Linked DNA regions of Homo sapiens: all the other regions are linked to region 3. The links are chromatin loops, found by intact Hi-C in ENCODE. Cell type or tissue: GM12878. All regions are shown on one strand. Links, peaks and the distances in the headings refer to the core of each region. The heading gives the core; the rest is flanking DNA.

What was found. A loop is a pair of places that touch in the nucleus more often than their neighbours do. Peaks named below come from ENCODE experiments on the same cell type or tissue, not always from the same donor. Only the 100,000 strongest peaks of a DNase experiment are listed, where the experiment ranks them.
Region 1: it touches region 3 in a loop (12-fold over the local background); 23 of 110 quality-filtered maps call a loop at or near these places.
Region 2: a loop joins it to region 3, with 4 times the contacts of the local background. A loop is called at or near these places in 8 of 110 quality-filtered maps.

The regions. Positions count from the first base shown.
Region 1 is chrX:112,143,853-112,150,236 of GRCh38, reverse strand. All of the region lies in intron 2 of RTL4 (retrotransposon Gag like 4), which reads right to left. Among named protein-coding and RNA genes, the nearest start is that of RTL4, 64 kb to the right of the region's middle. In GM12878, for the core only: a CTCF peak has its summit at 2,824 (motif pointing right); no DNase peak of the experiment used is centred there.
Region 2 is chrX:112,729,392-112,735,775 of GRCh38, reverse strand. No RefSeq gene overlaps it. Among named protein-coding and RNA genes, the nearest start is that of MIR4329, 48 kb to the left of the region's middle. In GM12878, for the core only: a CTCF peak has its summit at 3,783 (motif pointing right); no DNase peak of the experiment used is centred there.
Region 3 is chrX:111,866,108-111,872,491 of GRCh38, reverse strand. The region is part of intron 3 of TRPC5 (transient receptor potential cation channel subfamily C member 5); the gene reads left to right. Among named protein-coding and RNA genes, the nearest start is that of TRPC5OS, 6.9 kb to the left of the region's middle. RefSeq lists a silencer at 3,643-3,692. In GM12878, for the core only: a CTCF peak has its summit at 2,734 (motif pointing left); DNase peaks (open chromatin) are centred at 2,561 and 3,431; H3K27ac peaks cover 784 bases.

The sequences.
Region 1 (6,384 bases), core at 844-5,843, 280 kb before region 3:
CACCATCATTTATTTCAGCAGATAAATAAAAAGCCAAACTCCTTACAATGACCACAAGGTTTACAGGCTAGCATTCCCCTTCCACCCACTATTTTTCTGACCTCACCTTCTGCCATCCTCCACCTGGCTCATGCTGCTCCCACCACACTGGCCTCCTCACTGTTCTTAAAACACACAAGCACGTTCCAGCCTAATATCCTTTATATTGGTCATTGGTTGCTCCCTCTATCTAGAAACAATCGTCTACCAGAAATCCCCAAAGCTGGCTCTCTTACTTTCTTCATTTCTCTACTTAAATATCACCTTCTTAGAAAGGGCTTTTCTGTCCACCTTACTTCTTAAAATAGTGACTAACCCTCACCCCAGATTTCCCTTTCCCCCTTGCCTTGTTTCATTTTTCTTTTTAGCATGTCTCACCACCTGAAATGTAATTATTCTTTTCTCCTCCCACTAGACTGACTGTAAACTCCATATGAAGGCAGAAACACCATCTGCCTTATTCATTGCACCTTATACCAGTACCTAGCACAATGCCTAGCACATAGTAGGTACTTGATAATAGTTGCTGAATGAACAAGAGCAGGAAATGATGAGCAAAGGGTTCAATATCAAAGGTGTTCCTACTATTGCTTCTGTTGTTTACTCAACTTCTGCCATGCTGGCCCCTTTGCTACCCTGTACATGCACCAGTCATTCTCCTGCTTGAGGGCCTTTGTGCTTGTCCTATACCCTCTGCCTAGAATGTTCTTCCCCAGATATTTGTGTGTCCTTCAGCCTTTTACTCAAATCTCACCTTCTCAGTGATCCCTTCTCTGGTCTATCTAAAACTGTAACTTTGTCACTTAAGATACTTCTGATGTAATACTTCCTATCACCTCTTCCTGCTTTATTTCTTTTCCTAGCACTTATCATCATCTCACATATAATAATATATTTTACTTATCATTTTTATTGTCTATTTCCCTCAAAAAGACTGTCAGCTGTAGGAAAGTGAGAACTGTTGTCTCTCTTCTATCCCTAGTGCCTCGAAAAAGGTCTCACTCATAGCAGGCACCTATTAAATATCTGTTAAAGGAAGTAACAAGAAAACAAGCAAATGATTCCTCTTATACACTAAGCTAAAGTAATAATCAGCTGGGTTTTCTTTTCTTTCCAGGAGAAAAAAATGACTAAATTGTTTAACCAGTGAAAATACATATACTTCCATATACAGACAGATACAGGAGATTCTAAGATACCTGAGGGATAGGAGACTGCCTTCCCCCCTTGTCCTTAGAGGCACCATTAACACCCACTCCCTCTACCTGAGGTCCTTAGTGGAAATGACACATCAATGGGATGAGACGAAAGGACTGCTTCTGGCACAGGTAAAAGAAGTTTAATTATTTTATGCTATCACAAATTGAGAAGTTACTATGTGCCAGGCCCTTTATACAACCACGCAAAATTCTCACACTAACTTATCAAGATAGATATTATTATTCTCATTTTATAGAAGAGGAAAGTAACACTCAGAGAAATCGAGTAACTATCAAAAAGTCTCATGCCTAGAACTATTCAGAACTGGGTTTCAAACCCAGGTCAAAAGTATACAGAGACTCTGTTCTCTCTGCCTTATTGTGCTGCTGCAGGTGAAGGGAGGATATGTATCTTTATCTGAGGTTTCCATTCTGACCAGTAGGTCAAACTCCTCAGACTTGACATTACTTGGCATTTTCAGTGAGTATTTTCAGTTTCCAACTACATAAGGCCTCTGAACTGTCAGGAATTAAATTGTGGCCCTGCTCCATCCCCTGAAGCATATCAGAACAAATATCAGTGTTCTCCCTTGCAGGCTATTGCCTGTATTTCATTCCATTAGCATAGCTGGAGCTCTGAGATCAAACCCAGATTTTTTTTTTTTTTTTTTGCACTCAGTCACATGGCAGTTAGATCACATTGGGAGAAGAGGAACACGTATTTCTGCTTGGTTGTGGCATGTTAATAGGTTTGAAGGAATCCCAAGTTCACATCACTGTACAGAGCAAGTTTCCAGAGACAAAATATTCCACTGAACAGCAAATGAGCAGGAAGCACCAAGATCCTGTGATATCTGTCAAATAATGCTCTTCCCATTCTTACAAGCACCTTCTCCCCAAAAGGAGAGTCTGTTATTCATTCAATGTATGTTGGCTGACCAGGTCCTGTGCTAGGTGAATGTGACAGAAAGGTGAATGTGATTCCAACTAGTGGAGAAAATAGACTTGTAATCAGATGATGAATTACCACCCAATGTGGCAAAGACTATGGTGGGGTTAGGAAGAGAGTTCAGGGAACACATAGAGAGGGGGAGGTCTGACTTTTACAGGCTACATAAAGACAGGTTTTCCTAAAGAGATGATGAAGAGCCTGCCTCAGCCTCCCAAGTAACTGAGATTACAGGTGCACCCCACCACACCTGGCTAATTTTTTGTATTTTTTAGTAAAGATGGGTTTTCACCATGTTGGCCAGGCTGGTCTTGAACTCGTGACGTCAAGTGATCCACCCATCTCGGCCTCCCAAAGTGCTGGGATTACAGGTGTGAGCCACAACACCCAGGCCAGAGCCATTTGATTCTTTTTTAATCAGTCAGATAAACCCAATTTGTTTTAAGGTATGGTATTGGGCTGTATTCACCCAGAGGTTTACTTCAAAATGGGAGCAGTGAGGAGCTTACATTGTGACCAGTTCACTGAAGTGCAGTGGCCACAACTCTGTCCCATATGGACTAGTGGCTCTGTGGTCTGTGATCCAGAGCCACAGAATTTCCTAACACTGACCAACCACGCTGTAATTTCAGCACTTGGTCACAAGGGGGAGGGGGTAGCTGAGAATCTGAATTCTAGGATTCTAAAAGCTGAAATTCACATAGAATCCATCCAGTTGAGTGCTTTGCAAGCCACAGGGCAGAGAAGGGGAAGAGGGGAGAGAAGTCCAGTTCGGTAGATAGGACTACAGATCCTACACTCAAGCTTGAAACAGTGCAACTCTGCTGTTTTATGAACTGAGTTTCTGTACTTACTTTTGTTTGAGATGAGAGGGTATCGTTGCTGAAAAAAAAAGTAAAGTAATTCACTTGCTCATTTTAGAGACGAGAGAAATTCCCTCAAAGAAGGGAAATAATTTGGCCCAGATCACACTGTGTGACTTTGGAGCAAGGGACTGTACATCTGCGAGCCTCACTCAGCTCCCCCATCTCTGAAACGAGAATAATAGTGTGTACCTCATCTGGTTGTTGGGAGGATTCATTGAAATAATGCAGGCAAACACTTAGCACAATGCCTGAAACATACTAGATATGGACAAATATTGCTTACTATTACCATTTTGATGATGATGATGATGATGATAGTGATAATAATGATGATGATTATACAGTAGTTCCAGTTAGTCCTTAAAACTGAAGTTCTCTGCGTTGCAAGCCAGCATTCTTTTCCATACATCACACTCTCTCAGCGCAGGTCTTTCAGCAGAACTTGTCTGCATGACCTGACACAATTGACCATCCCCTCCTCCTGGATTCACTTGATTCATTAATATTTCAGGGAAACACACTCACTGATTTGTCCTCCTACCTCACTGACCTCCTGCTTCCTCCTCATTTCCCTGCTTCCTCCTCATTTCCCTGACCATTAGCCTTTGGATTGCCTCAGAGCTCGGGCTTCAGATCTCTCTTCCCTCTTCTATGCTAACTGTCTAACTCACTCAGATTTTAAATTATCTCCGTATGTTCAAAAATCATAAATGTATTATCTCCAGCCCAAAAGCTCTTTCCTGGGCTCCAGAATTGCGATGCCAACTCAGCATCTTTACTATGTTATAGGCCTATCTCAAAGTAAATGTGATCATAATAGAATTTCTGATTTCCCTCCCAAATTTTTTCCTTTCCCTATTGTTCCTCATTTCAGTAAATGCTCCCAACTTCCCCCAAGTTGTTCAAACCAAAAACAGGCACCTTTCTCTCTTCCTTCCATCCCATCTCCAATTCATCAGCATGTCTTGTTATGCCTCCAAAATTCGCAATCTTCACAAATTTGCCTAATTCTCACCCCCTGCATTGCTAAAATCTTAGGCTAAGCCAGCATTATCTTTGGCCTAAATTACCACAACAGCCTCCAATCTGATCTCCCTGAATTCACTCTTGCCACCATTTCTGGAGACCACTCTTCATGCGGCAGCCAGAGTGATCGTTTTAAAATCAATAGTCAAGCAATTTGATTCCTCTGCTTAAAACATCCCACAGTGCCTTCTCATTGAACTTGTAATAAAATTCAAACTCTTTAGCACAGCCTACAAGCGCATATATGATTTGGCTTGAGACTGCTCTCTCCTTTGCTTGTTGGCTTTTTTTGAGGGTGTGTCCCTTGAATTTACACTTGTTTCTTCTGCTGGGATTCCTTCTTTCTCATCATTCAGGTCTCAGTTCAGATGTCACTTTCACAGAGTTTCTTTTTCCCTAGGTAAAGGAACAAGTGTCTGTCCCCATTCCCAGTGTATTCTCTATCCCATTGCCCCACTTCTTTTCGTCATAGCACTTATCACAACTAAAAATTATATAGACACTTTTTTTACTTGTTTACACTTTTAATGTCTCCTCCTCACACACTAACCAATAGAATGTCATTGCCATAAAGGCAGAAACTTTACCTAGTCCACTACTGTATCCCCAGCACCTAAAACAGTGCCTGCACAGTAGACCCTCAGCAAATATTTGTTGAATACAAGAAAGAGAAAAGAAACTTAGAGACTCAACTTGACTCCTTCTCAACATCCCCCTTGACTGTGTCTGTGAAGTCCCCTTTCCAAATGAACTTTCATTCTAGATTAGTCCAGAGAAAGTCAGGGAAGAACTTGTTCTCCACCCCACTCACACCCTGACATTAATTCACTCTGGTGAATTAAGCATCGATAGAGCTCTCTGAAAATATTCTTTTCATGGCAAAATGATTTTTCCAGTCTACAAAATAGAGTAATTAAGAAGGATCCATCATGATCAAAAAGTATTGCTCCTGTGCTCATAATGAATGTACAATAATTGAGGTATTCCAACTAGTGTCATTTGCTTGACACACTCCAGTTAAGTAGGATGCTATAAATGAAGAAGTTCGAAACATCACCTGTTGCAAACATTCTAAAGGAAAAGAGCTCCTGAACAGAACCCTTCAGGATAATAGGTCTGATGATGAATGGCTTATTGCTACAGGAAAAAAAAAGGACTTGTAGAACCATAGATACAGAGAAGGAGGGGAAGAGCATGCTGATGCACAATGTCACCCTGATCAAGCATCAGGAGCCTTGAAAACAGGTCATATTTGGGATTAGAAATCAAGATTGGCCTTTAGCAATATAGTTAAGTGAGGGAACTTGTCCTAGGGAGGAAGTAATGGCTGCAGGGGTTTTTCACCTTTTCCATTTGTTATTCAGCTACATGGGAGATATGTGGAGGAACAGAAGAGCGTTTGGCCTGGAGCTTCTAGCAAAGTGGGATGTAACATTGAATTCACATTAGAATCACCTGGGGATATTAAGAGACACTCATACCTAGGCTTCACTTCCAGTTATTCTGATTTAATTAATCCGGAGCAAGTCCCAGGCACTAGTATGTTGTTTACGCTTCCTAGGTGATTCCAATGTGCAGTCAGGTTTGAGAGCCATTTTTAGCTGGTCCAAATCTTAGGCAGGCAGCCTACGTTTTTTCCTTTGAGAACTCAGTGGTTCTCAAAGTATGATCCCCATACATGCAGTAACATTACTCAGGAACCTATCAGAAATGCAAATTATGTGGTCCCTCCTCAGATCTACTGAATCAGAAACTCTGGGGACAGGGCTCAGCAATTTGTGTTTTAACGAGCCTTCCAGGTGAAAATGATGCACCCTCAAGTGGAAGAACCACTGCTTTAACCAGCAGTAACAGATTAAATAAATATACCCACTCTGACTATAATGGAGTTAAGCAGCTGGAGCTAAAAGGAGCGACTAGAGGCAATTTGACTCCAAACGGCACTGAAGTACTGCAGCCAGAGCTGTTTTTTTTAGGGATCCCACCCCAAGAGAAGATGTTAGCAAATTAAATGAGCACTGAACCAAAATGCAACTCTAAGGTTAAATCCAAGGTTAGAAGATGATATACCTGGAAATATTTAAGATTAACAAGAAATGTACTGATTTGTACACAGAAGATTCTTTTCTTTATAAAAAATAAGTAGTTCTATGTGAGGTGATGAATATGTTAATTATCTTGATTTAATTATTTCACAGTGTATGCATTATCAAAACATGTTTTACGTTGCAGATATGTACGATTTTTATTTGTCAGTTATGCCTTAATAAAACTGGGGAAACATCTTAAAAACTAGTTCTAAAGA
Region 2 (6,384 bases), core at 844-5,843, 860 kb before region 3:
AACTCAGAGGACTATCAGCATTCAAGGGGCAGACACAGGCGAAGGTCCAGGAATTGTTGGCACTAGCCCTGGACTATATCTTTTAGGAACTGTGGGATTGAATGAAAAACCCCAGCATAGTGGCCCCAATCTTTCTTCTTGGAACTTTCTGAAACTATTCTGTGGTGTACATGATTGAGAATATTAACACATTTTAGGACTGCATATCTTCCAACTTCTAATATAGTACCTTTTTTTCTGAAGATTGTTGCAAATTGCTTTGCAACAATATTCATAATACAAATTTCTGAGTTCCATGATTGAATTTTCTTTAAGCAGAAAATTGTATTTATTTTCTTCATCTCATTAACCTAAAATGCTTTTGTAGTATCACATCCCTTTTGACCTAGTATCTTAGTCAGCTTGGCCTCCTATAACAAATACTATAGACTGGGTGGCTTAAACCGCAAACATTTAGTTCTCATAGTTGTGGGGACTGGGAAGTTAAAGATTGAGGTGTTGACCAATTTCCCTCTTTCTGGTTGTAGACTGACATCTTCTCGTTATGTTTTCATACAGCAGAGAGAAGATTATCTCTCTTATGTCTCTTCTTGTAAGGGCATTAATCCTATCATTAGGGATCCACCCTTATGACCCAATTACTCCCCAAAGGCCCCACCTCCAAATGACATCACACTGAGCACTAGGGCTTCAACATATACATTTTGAGGGAACGAACATTCAGTTCATAACATTCAGGAAGAATTTTTTTCTTCCTGTTAGTTTTAACATATATAAAGCACTAAGCCTTATGAAGGTTAAGATATATATGTTTAAATAGTGCCTAGAACATAATAGGTGGCCCACACAATTCAAGTGGCATTACTCAAATTCATTGCCATTACCTAAATATGCACACCCTATTCTGTAGTCACAGACACACATGCAAGCAAGTAAGCTAGGTCTTTCTAAACTAGTGATTGCTCAGTGTTAAGTCTTGCCTTTCAGGTTTTGTTTCAATTTTTGGCATCGAAGGGCAAATTAGAAAAAGAAAAAGTACTGGTATGTAGATTTGGGGGTTATTTCCCTTTAGATTATGACAGGATGTTAAAAACTGATCACAGTTGATATACAGCAGCTTGCTGGAGTCTCTGCAACATGCCTCAAACACAAAAATCCCTGGTGATGGACGACTGTGGGTAAAAACATGCATGCATCAGATTTCTTCTCTGATAGCTTCCAGACCCCATTTTAGTAGGTTTGGCTCCCAAAGCAAACTCCATTTGACAGCACAGGAGTAGCTACTCAGTCATTCTCCCAAACTAGTCAGTCATTCCCCCACGCTTGGCCTCTTTTCAGCAGGCAGGCTTGACTAGCTGCTTACTTCCTCTCTCCTCTTAAGGGAGAAGGGAAGTGACAGAACTCCCTGGTGAGTGCTGAGTTGCGATCTGTGCATACAGTTTTACAGGGAAGAACAAAACTACTCTATTTTCTCTGTTTCATTGTAATAAATCTCTGAAGAGATCTCTGGTTGGTTCACCTCAGAGAGGGAGAGAGAGAGAGAGATTGGGACAGAGAGAGACAGAAAGGGGGAAAAAAAACGAGGAGGAGGAGGAGAGGAGAAAGAAAGAGGAGGAGGACTAGAGAGAAAGGGAGGGTAGAGAGAAAGAGAAGAGACAATGTGCATTGTTGCTGACATGCACTGTTTTTGTTTCTGTGTGTGCTTTGTACTTGTAATGGTTAATGCCCAGATGTGTCCTAAACCCCATGAAGCTGTTTCCTTCCCAATCACTAGTGAGTAGTAACAGTCCAATCCAAATGTAACCCTTGATCTTTTTCATAAGTAGAGCATAGAATCCTTTGTTCTCACGTACCTTTTTTTAGTACATCATTAAATTGAGTAGAATAACAATAATAATAATAAAAACTCAAGTCAATGTTCCAGTAACCTACCCCTAACTGCCTCTCCCTATGAAACTGCTACTCTTTAATGCACCACAGCTTTGCTCACATCCAAGGCAAGACCTCAATTGATCAGTTGAGGTGATCTTGTTATACCCTTGCGAGGCTATAGGCTACCACACCCAATACATCAACCTTAATCAGCGCTAAGTCCCTATTGCTATTGCCACTCTATTGATCTCTGCTTGTAGGAGATGAGGGTAAGAGAAATTTTTCTTTTACAGTCTTTGACAAAAAGAGAAAAGAAGAAAAGGGAAGAAAAGGAGAAGAAAAGGGAAGAAAAGGTGAAGAAATGAAAGACCTGGAAAAAAGAAGAAGAGGGAGAAATAAGGAAGAGGAACCACTGAAGAAAACTTGAATACTAGTGTCCCCAGGCTCCACACCTACCTAATTTGCTTTTCCCTGTTTCTCCACTCAGCAATGCATTAAATATGTGATCTTTCTTTTAGCCACAGCCTTTCCATTCCTTACTGTGGAGTCAAGAAAAATACATGATATAATGAAGATAAGACAGGCTTTGGAATCAGCTCACCCTAGGTTCTCATTCTAGGACCTAGCACGGTAACTAGCCCATAATGTCAAATAAACTCCTTTTCGTAAGAAATTTGTTTGAGTCCCATGTAGCAATGGCAATGCTCCTGGACTGTATATATTATTCTACCATTGTATGGTATCAGTAAAAACTCACTGGGAATTCACTTTTCTCAACTGTGTTTGGCTATGAGAGCAAGGAATTTCAATTGGCAGGCAAAGTATGTTGTTGCTTAACACCCATATATGAACATGCATACTTGTACACATACAATGTATACATGGTAAAAACAAACAAACAAAAACTCAACCCATACCTAACAACAAGTATACAACAAAAGGTCTCTACTCCCTCCTCCGCAACAACCCTTAGATCCTTTTGAAAATGTAACCACTGGACCACTGTTAACTGTTTCTTGTTTGCCAGATACACTTCAACATGGGGAGGAGGCTGGTCCAAGTTGCTTTTCATTTGCACAAGGTGTTGAAGTAGAGAGTACTCAACAGTTTAGGGTGGGTGGCATCAGGACCTTGGGCTTCCATGGGGATAGTAGCCGTGAAAACAGGTAAGATGAGAGGATGGGAGACATTGCCTGCTTTACAGTCTTGCCTCTTTCGTGGTGTGACTCTTAGATCATGAATTAGAAGGGTCCCATCAAAGGAAAATCTGAGACCTGGAAAAGGAAGTGCCTTGTGCAAGGTTACACATGCAGCCATTTAGAGGCAGAGCTGATATTAGCCCCTAGTCCTCTAGCTTCCTAGGACTCTGTTCTTTCCCTAATTTCCCAGAGCCTCCAACAGTGAAACAAACAAAGCTAGCGCCTCTGCTTCCGGCAACTTCCACTGGTACTCTACTCTCTGTGTCTGGACTGTCAGCCTTACAGATCTGCTGGATTCTTCTAAGGGAGGACTTTTTTCTTTTCTACTTTTAGTGGAGACATGATAGCTTGAGGGCATAAAGACATAGTTTTCAAACTGTAGTATGAATCTGAATCACCTGAGCTGATTGTTAAACATGTTAGTCTTTCCCAGAAGTTACTGACTCTCAAAGAACTTTCGCTACTCCTTTGAAAAAGGTATCAGATACTTACTGGAATTTTTTGTGTTCACATGATGACTTTCTACAGAAGCCCTAAGTCTAGAGCAAAAACACCATCTTGTTTTAAAAATTTCGTTATATTGTTTCTGTTTGATTATAAAATTAATACATATTTATTGGCAAAAATTAATATTACAAAAGAATATTACGAAAGATATACATCAGCAGATGTTTTTAAAGCCTTTTCATCAACTCTCAAGAAAATCTCCATTCTGGACACAAGAGGGAGCTTTTAGCTAAAATGAAAATTTTAATGCAGGCAGTTTCATGGGGGATACATCATCTTTACTTTCTTTAACACATTTGACTTTTTTCTCTTTAAAAACACATTCGCTAATGATTATGGAATTGTATAATGATAGAGCTGATAAACTTCTTAATCATCATGACCTCTCTACAGCAGTTGATATTGTAACTACCCAATGGGTTCATTTTGCCTGCTGCCCACATAGAGCCGATTTATCAAGACAGGGGAATTGCAATAGAGAAAGAGTTTCACACATGTAGAGCTGGCTAAATCAAATCAGCCTCCCTGAAAATTTGGAGGCTAGGGTTTTTCAAGGATAGTTGGGGGGAAGAGAGGTGGGGTGGCCAGGCAATGGGTGCTTGTTGCCAGTTGGTTGGGGATGCAATCATAGGGGCATAAGAAATGGTTCTCATGCCCACTGAGTCACTTTTGGGTGGGACCACAGGAGCAGTTGGCAGGTCCAGGTGGAGCCATTGGTTATCAGACATGCAACAAACCTGAAAAGACATCTCAAAAGGCCAATCTTAGGTTCTACAATAATTATGTTATCTGCAGGAGTAATTGGGGAAGTTGCATATCTTGTAGCTTCTGGAATAATGGTGAGTAATCATTTATGTCAATACCTTGGCAGAATTCAGGCTCCTCTTATCCTCTTAGCCTGGTGGTCTCTCCTTAACTTTTCAAAGGCAGTTGCATTTTGAGGAAGTGCTATTATTATTTAAACTATAAACTAAATGTATCCCGAAGTTAGCTTGGCCCAAGGCCAGGAATAATTAAGGGCAGCTTGAAGGCTCAAAGCAAGATGAGGGGTTGGTTAGATCAGATCTCCTTTACTACCATAATTTTCTCACTGTTATAATTTTTGCAAAGGAAGTTTCAATATGGTTGCCTATTCCTGTCTTTAAAGATTCTCCTTCCTTGTCTCCTGAGATACCACTCTGTTCCTGGCTCTGCTCCTAATTTTTTGACCATTTCTCTTCCTTTGCTCTCCCCTTGAGTGTTGGTTGCTTCTCTGAGACCCTCAGTCCACTTGTCTTCTCATTCTGCAGTGTATACACATGTTCTGTGGCTGACCTCATCCATTCCCATGGTTTCAACTACCACTATGTGCTGATGAAGTAATCACCTGCATATCTCTTGCTATTAAGCTTATACTGAGGCACAGATAATGCATTCACTTGCCTACTGGATAAGCTCAAAAATTCCAAAGCAGCCCAGAAAAAGGTCAATTAACCTGACCCAAAGGGTAGTACATTTTAAGACTACATAATAGGTTGGTTAGGGAATCTCTGAGTTTTCCGAGTCCACAGGGAATCACCTTGGATGACCATGTGAACTGTGATTGTAGAAACAGAAAACAAAACAAAACGAAACGAAAAAAGAGCAACAAAAACCACAATAACAAAAACACTAGAGCACAACAAAAAGTTTCACTTAGGCTGGATTGTCCAATATAACAGTCACAAACTGCAAACGGCTTTTGAGCATCTGAAATGTGTTTGGTTTTAATTGAGATGTAGAGTAAATGTAAAATACTATCAGTTTTAAAAGAAAGCAAAATATCTCTCTCTCTTTTTTTTTTTTTTTTTTTTTTTTACTGATTACAGAACAGTTCCTGGTTCATACGAAATGCTCAATAAATGTTAACTGCTACCATTACTAGACACTCTCAATTCTGGTCACTTCAAATTTCTTGATATTACCCAAACCTACCAGGCACTTTGATGCTTCTTTACCTTTGTGAATGCTGTTTCTCCTGCCTGGAATGCTCTATTGCAAATTCTTCACCTATGAAACTACTACACATACTTCAAGATCTAGCTAAAACATTACCCGCTTTTTGAAATCTGCCACATTACCGGTGGTTATTGTCTCCTCTGTGGCACCGTGTAGATATTGCTATTATTGCACAAATGGTAACACAGCTACACTTGTAATATAATGGGTGTGTCTGCTTCCTTACTGGACTTTTAATCTCAACAGAGATAGGGGCTTGTTGGTCTCCTGTTGGTATATAGCACGAGTGTCTAGCACAACATTTGCCACCGAGTAGGTACTAAATAACTGCTTTTCAAACTGAAAATTGATTAATCTAATTAAACAATCTATCTTTACATATGAGGAAACTGAAGCCCTGGGAAGTGATGGACTTTTTGGACAAGCTTACGCTTTGGACCCTAGTGGACCAGGGGGCCTTTTCTTTTGCCTCTGAAGAAAACAGGCAAAGTGTAGCCCCAGAATAATTAAAATAAAGACTTAAATTAACAGAGATGCCTCACTTTCACTACTTGTGAGAAAATAATGATGGGTGTGAACCCCAAACCTTGATACTGAATTAAGCGTATAATATATGTCCAAACTTCCACTAATTTCTGGTGTCAGGATAAGGATAATAACATTTTGCTATTTAACATCCCTCTGTGGCTGGCTAGACAGCAGGACCTGCAAGCAACTGTAGAGTCCAATATTGTTATGTGCTTGACGGAAAGAATACAATGAGTCAAATGACCTAGATACTAGTCCTTACTTTGTTGCTAACTTCTTAGATAAGTTACTTAAATTTTGT
Region 3 (6,384 bases), core at 577-5,576:
TTGTATAACAATTCAGTTTGTTCACTCTGGAATTTGTTAGACTTATTTGTAGGATCTGACTATACAATGAGGACCATACTGACTGCAATTGGATGTATTTCTCCAACACGTTATTCCTCCCCTACCTCACCATCCCTACCGCCTACTACCACCACTATCAGTCTCCTTTCCAGAATTCTAAGCCAGTAATTGGCATGACAGAACATACCCTCAAAACATTCAGAGGAACAAATAATGGAAACAGTGCTGATGCATGCAAACTCTGTCTAGGCATGAACTAGGTATTCTAGTTCATTCTGTGTTGCTAATAAAAAATAGCTGAGACTGGGTTATTTATAAAGAATAGAGGTTTATTTAGCTCACAGTTCTGCAGGCTGAGAAGTTCAAGGGCATGGCCCTGGTTTCTGGAGAGGGCATTTGTGCTGTGTCACAACATGGCAGAGAAGGTCAAAGTCAAAGCAGACAGGTGTGAGGAAAGGAAAGCCTGAGGGGCATCCTGGCCTTATCACAACTCACTTTCAAGGAAACAAATCCATCCCTGCGAGAACTAATACAGTCTTACAGGAATGAGAACTCACTCCTGCAAGAACAGCCATTCATAAGGGATTACACCCTCATGACCCAAACACCTTTCACTAGGCCCTACCTCCCAATACCACCACACTGGGGATCAAATTCAAAATTAGTTTTAGTGGGGACAAACAAACCATGCCCAAACCATAGCACATAGAGTGTGTCAAATCACATATACAGTCACTTCAAGACTACATATCCAGAAGTGACAATTCTACATCTCGTAAGTCATAATGATGAAAAGAACTAACATTTATTGAGTGCTTTCTTGTTTAGTTCCTATAGTAATCCATCATGAAAAATAATAACACTGGCTTCCTAGTTGCCAGGCATTTAATTAACTCTCTTAATCCTCATAATGACCTCATGCCATGAGTTACTATTGTAATCCTCATTTTGCCGATGAGGAAACTGAGGGCTGGAGAGGTTAAGTAACTTGCCCAAGGTAATCCAGCCAGGGAGTGGTGGGGCTGGAATGTGAACCCCAGGTCAGTCTGTCTGACTGCAGAGACCAATCTCCTAACCCTACCACACTACCTTATTAGAAACATCTTTGAGCATGCAGCCCACATTATCCTGTTATGATAAAAAAAAAAATGCATGAAAATGCCTGCTTCCATCTATTTGGTGTTGAGAATGTTTCAAAGCACTTTCCCATCCCTGATGCATTTGATCTTCACAACAGTCCTGTGAGGAAGACAGGCATAGGCAACACCACCATTACATAGATAAAGACCAAACACAAAAGCTTGCCCCAAGTCCCACTCCACAAATGAGAGACCAAGCCAGAGTCAGAGTTCAATGTACAGTATACATTTTCAAAATGTGTTCTTTGGTATAGCTAGGGATTAAGTCTCCTCCACCTCCTTCATTCTGATTTCATCCTGAAGATTTGAAAGGAAGTGGGCAGCCCACAGCAGGTCATTAAACCCTCCAGCCAAGCTTTCCTATAAATGTAAAAACTACTTGAGTATACCTCACTTTGTCTTCCACATACCCCAACCCTTCAGGATCTGCAGTACCTGACCACATCCTGTGTCTTGAAAGAAAAAAAATGAGGGACCTTGACCCTTAAAAACTGGACACACTGAAGGTATGAACATATCTCATTGTGGATTTCTCACTTTAAAAACATTTATTGGACAATTACAGGTCCAAAATTCCAAAACCCACCTGGCAGGTGAGCAATACTCACCTGGCAGGGGAGATATCATGATCACCAAGCCCACCAAGTTCTGAAAACCAAAGTTTTTAAAAATAAATTCCCTATCAAACCTCTCATATGGCAGCAAAACCTGACATGCACTGATGGGAGGCAATTTATGGTGTTTATTTATCCCATTGCATCTAAGCATGCCCAGGTTTCACTGCTGAAAATTTATTGTGTTTGATTATAGTAGGGTTGCCAGATAAAACATAGGACATAGTTAAATTTAAATTTCAGATAAATAATGAATAATGTTTTTGTATAAGCATGTCCCAAAATTATAAGGGGCATTTAGTTATACTAAAACATTTTTGCTGTTTAGCTGAAATTCAAATTTAATTGGGCATCCTGTATTTTTATTTGCTAAATTTTGGAACTCTAATTATGGGTGCTGCCTGAAACCTCACTGGGAGTGTTATCTAATATATGGCATAGACAGCATATTACTGTTCTAAAATCTGACAAATTTAGAATTCCAAAACAAATCTGTCCCCAAGAGTTTTGTAAAAGGGATTGTGGACCACTGGACCTATAGCATCCTCCCAGCACTGGGCTTGGTACTTCATGGGGACTCAGCTCCCAAAGAGCAACAACCTCTCAAAGAATTATCCCATCACAATGCCTTGCCTCTTGAGCTTTCATTAGATTTCCCCTCTGCTGTCTTTCATAGGTCATTAGCATGCTTTCTGCTTTGATATATTTATTCTTCAAGGTATTTCCCCTCTAGTGTCCTGATTTAAACTAGTAGGACTGCAACCCACAGCTGACCTAACCACACTTTCTATGATTTCTTACTTGGCTTTAGTGAGTTTCCAGCCTCTCCTGTTCAATTGCTCTGACATGCTATGTCACTTTCTTCCTTCCTGGTAAGAAGCTTTCCAACACAGACTCCCCTTTACTTCCAGAACTCTCCTCTGTAGTAGGCAGTGAGCTCCTACCACCCTCTGCTGCCATCTCATGGCTAGGATAAGCCATTGCATTAGTCTTAATTCTGTTGCACTAGTTCTTTTTAGAGTCCATCACCGCCAACACAGAATTATAACATCTGCCAGGAAACCCCATTGGGCTAATTCTGACTGCTGTATGCACTTGCAAATGGAAAATTATACTTTAAAAAAATATGCGTTCTAAAACAGTTTTCAACCTCCTCCTTCAACCTAGCCTCACCTTCCTCCATTTAGTTCTAAGTAGTGAGGCTTAGCCCTAGTTTGAAATGAAAGATAGGGCTTCCAGTTGACTGATTTTGTGAGTCTGCACCTGTGTTGCCATTGATATTGGCAGCCCAGCTTGGGAACTAAGTCTGCTAGCTAATTGCAACAACAGAGCCAGCTTAGAACAAAATGTCTCAGTAATCCTTGGGTAAGAACATATCTTCTTTTTAAAAAATAAAACTAGCCATGGATTAGTGATCTGAGTGATTAAATATTAAACTGTGCTAGACAGAGAGTACATGTAAAAGGTAGGGGCTATTTCCAATCATTATCTGGACCTAAACTTTTGTCAAAACCTATTTCTTGATCTCAAATGTCTGCTGCAGTGGTTTACAAAAAAAAAAAAAAAATGCTGCACTGCTTAATGAAAGTATGACTCAGCAAGCTCACTACAATGGTGAGGGAAGAAAGGTGCTTGAACATTTCTTCCTCTTCGGGAACTTTTGCATTGCCACTGATTTCCCCTTTTGGGCGTTTTTCTCCTCTTCAGAGCCCAGCTTGATTGGCAACTAAAAACAAAACTCATTCTCTTGAGGGTCATTCCTGTAGAGGCGGGTTTTTAAACACATCCTTAACACACAACCGGACTATCTTCTGAAGAACTGAAATCTAACACAGTACACATTGGGCCCATTTCTATGTGCAGCCATTCACTGAAGGGAGTAGGATGCAGTTCTTAAAAGATCAGTAGACTTTTTCAAACCTCCCAGAAAGGCCCTTACCTCAGATCTTACTATAGCCAGTAACTGCTGTTTCTTCCTGATCCTCACCTTCTCCTCTGGTATAGGGGACGACTCATTCTCACCCTTCAAATTTTCTTTTCCTCTAAATGGACTAAAGGAAGAAGTGTTTACAGCTGTAAGTCTCCCAGCTCAAAGTCAGCTGATTTCTTTTAGGAAACATGGGAACATAACTCATTGCCAATTACTTTAGAGAACCACAGACCTATACTGCTTTATAAACCTCTGAATATTAAACATGTGTCAAGGTGACTTTTCTTTCAGTCTCACCTATTGCACTTTTTTGTACACACCTAAAAACTTAAAATAATCTGAAAATAACCAGTTAGGTGACTTAACTGTGAAACTGACTTGTTTTTATCCTAATGCTTTTCTTGCTGATAGCTTTCCCAGCAGGGAACAGGGTGGACTGAGCAGGGTAACAAAGATATTTCTCCTCTGACCATTGTCCATTCCTAATGGAGCCACTGGAAGCTTACTGCTGTGGCTTTTCTCTACCTCACAGCCTGGCTTATTTCTCAAAAGCCCATCCCCACGACCAGATCCTCTGCTTCTATGAGGGGACTTTCCCTTTTTTTTCATTGCCTCCTCAAGGAGTGGTGACTCAATTAATTATCAGGGAGGTCTATCTGTACCTCATTATTCTTAAATGAGCACTTAAGTACAATGTTTGACATCCAGTAGTCACTCAAATGTTAGATGTTGTTATTATTACTATTTAACCTCTCTGAGCCTCAGTTTTCTCATCTGTAAAATGGATGTAATAATAGTACAAACTTCCTAGGTTTGTTAATACATATAAACTGCTTTTAAAAGTATCCAAAACTTAGAAGGTTCTGTGTACATTTTATCTATGACTATTAAAACTTCTATTAGAGAAATAATTTAAGGACATATAGACTGCAAGGTGAAAAGAGAAACGTGTGTGTGGGTTTGGGGATGCTACGGCGGGGAAGAGTTGTGTGTGGATTATGTGTTTGAAATATGTTTTAGCGGCCGAAGAGAAATGCCCACTAGGCGTTAAACATTCAGGTGTAAATTTTAGCAGGGACGGAATGAAGAATTTTTTCACTTTAACAAAAACAGTAAATGCCTGCAAAGACCTTTGGGGGTAAGAAATGACATATATAGAAGTGTTCCTCCACTTCCTAAGCTTACCGTCTACTAAGAAGGCTGAGTCACTGATTCTACATAGAAGTACATGTAACACAAGGTAGGCTCTGAGAGGTACCACAGGGAAAAAGCAAAGTGGTATGAGCTCAAGGAGAGAGGTCACACCTCTGGCTGAAGCAATCAGGGAGGGCTTCCAGAAGGAAGTGATTTTCTGATTTCATTATTCACCGCAGCCTTTTCTTAGGACTCTAGTGCCTGCTGATTTTTTCCATCTCTGAATGCTCTAAGATCCCAAAGTGTGGTGCCTCATGACAAAGCAGTGAGCTTTTCCTAAAGCTAAATAGATCCAGATTGAATGACTGTCCTTTATTCTGTCCTTTCTTTTATAAAATGGTGGTAACAGGAGATCAAAGGGGTGTGGGCTTTTCTCATGTCCTTACTTGGCAAAACAATCTCCTGATTTGGAGAGGAGTGGCCTTAATCAGTCTGTGAGAGCCAACCATCTGGGAACCTGACATGTTTACCATCTGTACCATTTATGTGGGCGTCTGAACACAAACATTATTGTCCTGTTACTTGTTTCGCATGAGTTAGGCTAGTATCCCTTCAAAAGAGCTCCTGCAGGCCAGAATCATGGCTGGTCTCTCTTGCGATGACCCTCTCCCACAGGCCACACGGAGCTGGGCACAGAGCAGGTACTCCAAAATACTTGTTGAAAGGCCTAAACTGAATCACATTAATCTTGCACTTCCCTTGCAGTAAGCAAGTCAAATTCTATTCTGCCTTGAGTTAAGCATGTGAATCAGGCATTAAATCCTATTGATCCTTTAGACAGCTGTAGAAACAAAAGTCACATACAGTAGACTGGTGAGGGGCTGGGAAGATAATTCTCTTCACTGAATGAAAAAATTCAGAACTCTGCTGCAGTGAAATCAAAGCTATTTTGCTAGTTTTCTGGCAGAGGGGTGGTCTCTTTCCAGTAGAACCTGACATTTTTCCTATCAAGAAATATTCCTAGGAGGGGCCAAGAGCCATTGGGCCCCTCCATTGACAACACAGCTTTATGTCAAAGAAAGCCAGGGCTTTTCCAAAAGTTGTGTGCAGTAAGGAAAAAATACAATAATGTTCAGCCCTTGTCTGGGAGTATTGCAGAACTGAAGCACTGAAGAGGGAAAACAATCAACAACTGCAGTGAGGATCCTAGCTCATTTGTGAAGAAAAGATTTAGACAGATTAAACAGGGGGATTCCATACAGATCTGGCCTGGGGCGGGCCCCATCACTTCTGGGCTTTGCTAGCCTTCAGGCCCCTTAACTGGCTAATATGATATACCCACTTTAAGCTGTTAAGGTAGTTGATAGTTTTGTATATTACCACTTCCTACAAACATGAATATAGTTTCAATGCTTTAATCCAAAGAAATAAATTATGTGGGCATTTCAATCACTGGCCGCAAGGCCAATGGGGAAGATACTGGGAAATTTAGCTTTCTGCATGCCTCTGATCATACCATCCATGGATTGTCAGAGAGTGCAGTGTT